Regions from separate parts of the Mus musculus genome. Here regions 2 and 3 are each linked to region 1. A link is a loop called in an ENCODE intact Hi-C map of the cell type or tissue named here. Cell type or tissue: left cerebral cortex. All regions are shown on one strand.

The links. Hi-C counts contacts between places; a loop is a spot of excess contacts. Peaks named below come from ENCODE experiments on the same cell type or tissue, not always from the same donor. Only the 100,000 strongest peaks of a DNase experiment are listed, where the experiment ranks them.
Region 2: a loop joins it to region 1, with 2.8 times the contacts of the local background. A loop is called at or near these places in 9 of 42 quality-filtered maps.
Region 3: a loop joins it to region 1, with 2.2 times the contacts of the local background. A loop is called at or near these places in 2 of 42 quality-filtered maps.

Annotation. Positions count from the first base shown.
Region 1 is chr19:3,573,849-3,576,348 of GRCm38, forward strand. Ppp6r3 (protein phosphatase 6, regulatory subunit 3) reads right to left here and starts at 1,901. Exons shown (of 24, transcript NM_028999.1): 1 at 1,793-1,901. It overlaps n-TAagc9 (a tRNA gene), which reads left to right and starts at 2,415; the gene lies at 2,415-2,487. In left cerebral cortex, no CTCF peak of the experiment used is centred here; DNase peaks (open chromatin) are centred at 1,245 and 2,094; H3K4me3 peaks cover 2,251 bases; H3K27ac peaks cover 1,433 bases.
Region 2 is chr19:3,704,952-3,707,451 of GRCm38, forward strand. Gm36608 (predicted gene, 36608) reads right to left here. Exons shown (of 3, transcript NR_167751.1): 2 at 1,695-1,834. Among named protein-coding and RNA genes, the nearest start is that of Gm36608, 2.0 kb to the right of the region's middle. In left cerebral cortex, a CTCF peak has its summit at 1,437 (motif pointing right); a DNase peak (open chromatin) is centred at 1,568.
Region 3 is chr19:3,478,901-3,481,400 of GRCm38, forward strand. The region is part of intron 14 of Ppp6r3 (protein phosphatase 6, regulatory subunit 3); the gene reads right to left. Among named protein-coding and RNA genes, the nearest start is that of Gm23940, 10 kb to the right of the region's middle. In left cerebral cortex, no CTCF peak of the experiment used is centred here; DNase peaks (open chromatin) are centred at 1,467 and 2,159; H3K27ac peaks cover 493 bases.

The sequences.
Region 1 (2,500 bases):
TTAAGATCCTGAAGGTGTTTTCTATGCATAAGTACTGGTTTAGACAAAACGCTTTCAAGTGATTTAATAGATTTTCAACATCTCATGGAAAAATTAAAATAACTTCCAGTAATTTTTTTTAGCCCAGCTGATCCTTAAACACATGGCTTTCCTAATTGTACCTAAACACTTAAAAGTTAATTTTGAACTAGGTGTGGTGGTACACACCTCTATTCATAATGCTTGTCAGGTAGAGGCAGCAAGATCAAGAATTTGAGGCAGCCTTAGCTGAAAAGGAAAGTCAAGAACATTCTAAACTACTATCATCTCAAAAAATAACTAAATAATGAGTCCGGTGCAGTGGTGCATGACTTTATTAATCCCATTATTAAAGGCAGAAGCAGTAAAGATCTTCCCACCACATAGTGAGACCCTGCCTCAAAAACAAACAAAATCATCAAGATCAAGTTGAATTTGAGAGGTATGGTCACCACTGAGCTGATTCTATTCACAAAGCACGATTCTAGCTGCTTTGTGCTAACATATTTACATATATACTCAGTTACAGTCTAATATGAACATGTTAGATAAAATTGGGACCTAACATGAGATAAACTTATGAAACAAACTTATTTTCATGGGTTACAGGGGCAGCAAAGAGGACTAATTCGCCCAAGGTCACAGGACTAGAAAGTGACAAAGGAAGATGTAATTTTCAGGTGGCCCATAAGAAAGCTCAAACACCACTGGCAACAGGGATCTTGCACCTTGCAATTTCAAGGAACATTTTAGTGGAAGGAGATCTTAAGTTCCTTTCTTACGGGCTGTGTCAACTGCAACATGACCTTGAGGGCAAAAACCAAAGTAAACTTGACTTAAGAAAATGAAACAGTATCCATATTAACAAGTGCTCTGATGCAAGGAAACCTTCTAAGTGTCCCCTCCCCCAAGCCAAAGCAAAACATAAACAAAGCTCTGGCCCATTCTAAAGAGACCACAGCAGGTAGGCGGCAAATGACAGTAGGACATGCGGTGGAGAAGTACAGACACAGAGCTACCGAGACCACTCATTCTGTCCCACCTACAACTTCAAGTCCAAGTTCTAATGAAAGACAACGGGACTGGGGAGAAAAAGACCTCCAAGTTAACAGTGAGCCGAGCTTTAAAAGCGAGGTGCTTGAAGCCACAAGAAGGGTAACTCCTCACTTCAGCTCCAAAACACCAGGGAATCTCCAATGCCCGCGTCTGTATAAAAGAGAGACTCAACGGCGGAGGATGAAGATTCACTGCGATGGCCCCGAGAGACTCGGAACTGGTTTTTGTGTGTTCCGATGACTCTGCTAATGCCCAGAAACCCACACAACTTGTTTCTCAGAGGACAAGAGTCCAACAAAAGCCTTCGCGAAGCTCTCCAGCGAGTTGACAAGCTCCAGGAGATCCCGAGAAGTCGCTGTGAAGGCCCGGGCGCGGGAGCCGGGGAGCTCGCCCAGGACCCCCGACTTGGCTCGGGGCGCGCCTCGCCTCGCCTGGGCTCCCGCCGAGCCAAGCCCAGAGTCACCTCGGCGTCCAAAGTTCGCAGTCGGCTCGGCTGACTGCCAACGCTCGGCCCGGCTGACAGGAGCGGGCGGCCCGGTCCTGGCCAGGACTGGACGCCGCCTCCCGGGCCGCCGAAGCTGCCGATTCCGGGGGGGAGGGGAAAGGGGCCGGGACGCTCCCTCCCCACGCCGCCGGGACCGGACCACCGCCACGATCGGTCGGCCGCTTGCCCGCGCGACCCGCACACTCCGCGCCACCGCCCCCTCCCCTGAGTTACCTGGAGGCGCCCAAGACCCGCAGTTAGTCGCGCTCAGGCGGGAAAAAGGTTCACCGACACCATCAGCGAAGCGCCCAAAATGGCGGACGTATCAAGCAGGCCTTGAGTTACCCCCGCCCTCCCTCCGGCCGCCCCGCAGCCAATCACAGGATAGACCCCGCCCCTTCACACGGATCATTGGCTTGTCTCTCCCGCCCCCCACAACCTATTGGACCGCCCAGCGGTTCCCTCGACTCCACTTCGATTGGCTTTGAGGTCTTGTCAGTCAAACGCGAGAGGCGCATTCTTTTTCCCATGGTCTTGACGGATCCGGAACCTCTAGACCCCGGAGTCTGAGAAACAAGTCAGAAATTGGGAGAAGCTTAGGCTGGGTCCCTCTGCCCCGTAGCAACAGCGGGGCCTCGCGTGACAGACGCTTGGGACCACCAATCCGCATAGTCAATGTAGTTTAAAACAAATGAACCAAACCAATCCCGGCTGTGTAGCTCCGGATGCGAAGAAGCCAATGGGGTAACACAATGACAGCAGGCGGTGGGGTAACGGCCGCGGGGGACGAGGGGGGGGGGAAAACCGGTGATGACGTGAGTCACAATACAACCTGCGACGGAAGTTAATTATAGCTGGGGAATTAGCTCAAATGGTAGAGCGCTCGCTTAGCATGTGAGAGGTAGCGGGATCGATGCCCGCATTCTCCATAGCATAGTTTTA
Region 2 (2,500 bases), 130 kb after region 1:
CTGCTCTTCCAAAAGTCCCGAGTTCAAATCCCAGTAACCACATGGTGGCTCACAATCATCTGTAATGGAATCTGATGCTCTTAAGTGTGTCTTAAATGACAGTGTACTTACATAAAACAAATAAATAAATCTTTTAAAGAAGAAGAAGAAGAAGAAGAAGAAGAAGAAGAAGAAGAAGAAGAAGAAGAAGAAGAAGAAGAGTGTGAGTTTGAGGCCAGCCTGCTCTACAGAGCTAGCTCTAAGACAAGCAGGGCTACAAAAAGAAACTGTCTCAAAACAACAACAACCAAAAAAAAAAAAAAAAAAAAAGGGAAAAAGAGGCTGAAGAGATGGCTCAATGGTCAGAGCACTTGCTGATCTTGTAGAGGAACTGGGTTTGATTCCCAGCACCCACATGTGTGGCTCACAACAATCTGTGACTGCAGGATAAGACACTCTCTTCATGGGTATTGCATGTAAATGATATACATATAAAAATTGACTGGGCACTGGTGGTACTTGGGAGGCAGATGTAGGCAAATCTCAGACTTCCTCCAGCTTAGTGAACAAAGCAAGTTACAGAACATTCCCTGTCTCCAAAAGTAAAAAAAAAAAAAAAAAAAAATAGTAATAATAATAAAATAGTTCACATATTTTATAAATAATGAAAATTTACTTTTAAAATTATATTCTTAGCCAGTTATCATGGTACATGTCTTTAATCCCAGCACTCATGAGGCAGAGTTGGTGAATATCTGATTTTGAGGATGGCGTAGTCTTTATAGTGAGTTCTAGGCCATCTAAAGTTTTATAGCAAGACCTTGTCATGAAAAAAAGGAAAAAATTTACACTTCTACCTTTTTTTTTTTTTTTTTTTTTTTTTTTTGCTTTTTTTGAGACAGGGTTTCTCTGTATAGCCCCTGGAACTCACTCTGTAGACCAGACTGGCCTCGAACTCAGAGATCTGCTTGCCCCTGCCTCCCAGCTGCTGGGATTAAAGGCGTGTGCCACCACTGCCTGGCTGGCTCTACTTCTACCATTTTTACCTCATTACTTGCCTGGGAAATTCAGAGTAATGTTCATGAAGACCTGTGAACAAGCACATTGCTTCCAATTTTTCAAAACACTTTGGGTCTGTCTGTTTCTCTTTTTAAAAAAGATTTATTTGGGGGTGGTGATATGGCTCAGTGGGTAAGAGCACCCGACTGTTCTTCCGAAGGTCCAGAGTTCAAATCCCAGCAACCATATGGTGGCTCACAGTCATCTGTAACAAGATCTGATGCCCTCTTCTGGAGTGTCTGAAGACAGCTACAGTGTACTTACATATAATAAATAAATAAATCTTTAAAACAAAAAACCAAAATGAAATTAATGGGAATTTGTTTTATAAAAAAAAAAAAGATTTATTTATTTATTTTATGTATATGAGTACTCTATCTGAATATACCCCTTCATGCCAGAAGAGGGCATCAGAACTCATTATAGATGGTTGAGAGCCCCTGTGGTAGAGCAGCTGGTGCTCTTAACTGCTGAACCATTTCTCCAGTTCTCCCCCAACCCCCACATGCCGGTTTATTTTGTTTTTTAAGGTGTCACTATGTAGCCTTGGCCTGGAACTCACAGAGATCCTCCTGCCTCTGCCTCCTGAGTGCTGGGATCAGTGGCATGCACCACCACACCCTACTATCTGTTTTTCTTAGGAGAGAAATGAGTACCTTGGCATTTGAGGAAGTTGTGAGTTGAACACCAGAGACTCTTGACATCTGAGGAAAGGGTGAACAGCACTACACGCCATTTCCATGGTTCAGGAGTGTTTTCACTGAGCACTGATATTGTATTTCTTCTTCTGGAACACCTTGGGGGATTAAAATAAACACAAAGCAAAAGGAGCTTGTCTGCCAGTGCCTTCCTCCAGCTGCTTTCAGCAAGCCATTGATGGGCAAATTCCACACAGCGGAAAGCAGGTTGTGCTGATGACAGCACAGCAAGGCTTATATATAGTCTTAATAGAGCTCAGAGCAGGGTCCATTGGTTTCTGATCCCAGGACTCAAGACAGGTTATAAAACTAGAAATAGGCCAGCCATGGTGGCACATACTTTTAATCCCAGCAGGCAAACAGATTTCTGTGAGTTCAAGGCTAGGATGATCTACATAGCAAGCCCCAAACCAGCCAGGGCTGGACTGTGAAACCCCAAACCAGCCAGGGCTGGACTGTGAAACCCCAAACCAGCCAGGGCTGGACTGTGAAACCTTGTCTCAAAACAAAACTGGCAACGATGATCGCTTTGGATGGGCATGGTAGGAGACCTAAAAAGGGTTTTACACAAATTGGCATTCAGTAGCAGAATTCACCTACTGACTTGCAAAACCTACTTTACGTTAAATTCTTTCTTTAAAAATTATGTATGCTGGATGCAGTGGCCCATGACTTTAATCCTAGCACAGGAAGTCATGAGGCAAGTGATCTCTGTGAGTTCAAGGACAATTGGATCTATGCAGAGTTCCAGTACAGAAGGGATA
Region 3 (2,500 bases), 95 kb before region 1:
GCTCATTCAACAGTTTTCTGATCAATAAAAGACCCTCTGAAAATCTGCCCTCCCTGCCCCACAGAGAATAAGTAGTCTACTCTCTATAACTTAAAAAACAAACAACAAAAAAAAAAACCCCACCCCCCCATACACACACACAAAAAACCTACCAACATGAACTGCTCACCATTCATGGCCAACTGATATAAGCACCGACCAAGCCCAGCACTGATAATAGTTCTTACTGCTAGCACATATAACAATGAACGATCAGTAAAATTCTAGAAGGAAATGTTCTATTTCTGAAAGTCACTTCTACTGAAGTCTCTTAAGAGTTCTCTATACTGGCTTACCAAGTAGCCTAGGCTTGCCTCAGGCTTGATCTACCTGCTTCACTCACCTTCCCAAGAGCTGGGATTATAGTCATGTGTCCCATGATGTCTGCTCTTTTGTTCTGGGTAAATGTGTACTAAACATAAGTAAAACAAGTGTCCTCTGCCAACCCTGAGGCTGTGCTTCATAGTCTGACATCAGCCAGCCAGTATGTACCATGCTAAGCCGATATATACCTGGGTACAACCAGAGCACAGGACACAGAATCAGGACAATTTAAACAAGCTAGCAGTCCCGAATGAGCTCCAGCAGAGACCTGGCTGCTCCCAGGAGTCCTCCTGTCTAACTGCAGCTATGCTGCAAAGAATCCATCAGAATGGTTCTCAGTCCGTGCCTCTCAACCCCGTTGGGGATCCAATAGCAGGTGTCCCGCATATCGGGTATTTACAGTATGGTTCATAACAGCAGCACAATTACAGTTATGGAGTAGCAACGAAATAATTGTATGGAGGTCACTACAGCATGAGGAACTATATTAAAGGGCTGCAGCGTTATGAAGGCTGAAAACCACTGCCATAGGCTTTCTTCCCTATAAAAAAACAAGAGTTAATCATGTCATTAAATAGAGGAAACTTCTGTGGAACAATGAGGCAGGGCCAGACACATGATTCCTTTACAGGGGTTGCTTAACTGTTGCCCTCACCGTTGGAGTTACTTACGCTAGGTAGGCCTTAAACTAAGGATCCTTTTGCTTCAACTAACATCACTGGGTACACACACACTTACTTTACAATGTATTCTCTAAAAATAGTTTTAGCCAATTATGATTCCTAACAGCACAATGTAGGCAGCCCTTCAGCTGTGTTAATGGAGGGTGTGACTCTGAGGACACCCACACAATAAGAACCTGAAAGAATCAGTGAATTAAAGAGAGGATTTCATTGCCTCGTGGGGTATCAGAATCCCAACCCATTCATCACCAACTCGGTGCAGCCCAAGTGCTTGATCAACAGCACACACAGCCTTTCTGAGGCACCAGAAGCTCAAAGGTGCCAGCTCCATGCTCCTTAGCTAAAACCTCGGCTGCTTTTTTATCTTGTTCTTAGCTGCTCAGCCACCCTCACACTGCAACTGCCCTACCATGGCTCACGACGGCACCATCAGCTGGCGAGTGAGTTAACGTCAGCGAGGCAGCTTTCCCTATGTTGGCCCAGAAGCCACAGAATCTTCCCACATGTACATGGAATTATGTCACTTTTTATATCTAAACCTAGTGGTTTCTTATCTAAATGCAAAGCTAAAGTCCCACTGTCTACGTCTGTCCTCACTTCCACTCTTATTTGGGCTAACACAGCAGCCAGAGATTCTGCATCTACCTACTGCAAACACTTGCAGTCCCTCCTCTGGAGTCTTTGTACTTTGTTTCCCTCTGCGGACTACACCACCTGCAATAAAGTTGTCCTTGACCAGGGTTTAAAGTTTATTATTAGTCTGTCTCTGTCTGTAATGTGGTGTGTGTGTGTCTAAAAGTATTGTTAAAAAATACACATGTAGAGGCTAGAGGACAACTGTTTAGTCAGTTCTTGACTTCCATATTTACATGGATTCTAGAGATGGAATTCAGATCTTCAGGTGTGCTTACCTGCTGGGCCATTTCACTAGTCCATTGACAACCTATATCTGGAACTTCCCAATTCAATTTGCTCCCTGGTATTCGATCCTCAGCACTGTGACCTACAACAGGCTATTCAACAAAGCGCTGCTTCCCGAGCGTCTATGGCTCCCTTGCACTGCAGGCACTTGACTAGCAGGGCATGCAAGCAAGCGCGCTCTTCCATGACAGCACTCCAGTACTGCTAATGTGTTAGATCAGGGACAACTGAGTCACTGCTTTACCAAGGCTCCAAGAGAACACGCTAAGCATGTGGAGACTGCTGAGACTCATTAGCAATGCTACCATAACCTCCTTACTGGAACTCTCCTAAGTTTCTGCCACCTTCAGGGCTGGGGACAGACAATCTTGCTCATATCTTAGCTGGCTACATCGGCAGGAAATTCACACAAGCACATGCCTATCACTGCTATATCTGTCAATGCTTCTAAAATACTCTCTTCACAGGGGAGATAAGTAAAGCCTGAGACAAATTCAATTTTTCAAGGTAGTACAAAACATTTTCCTTTTTTA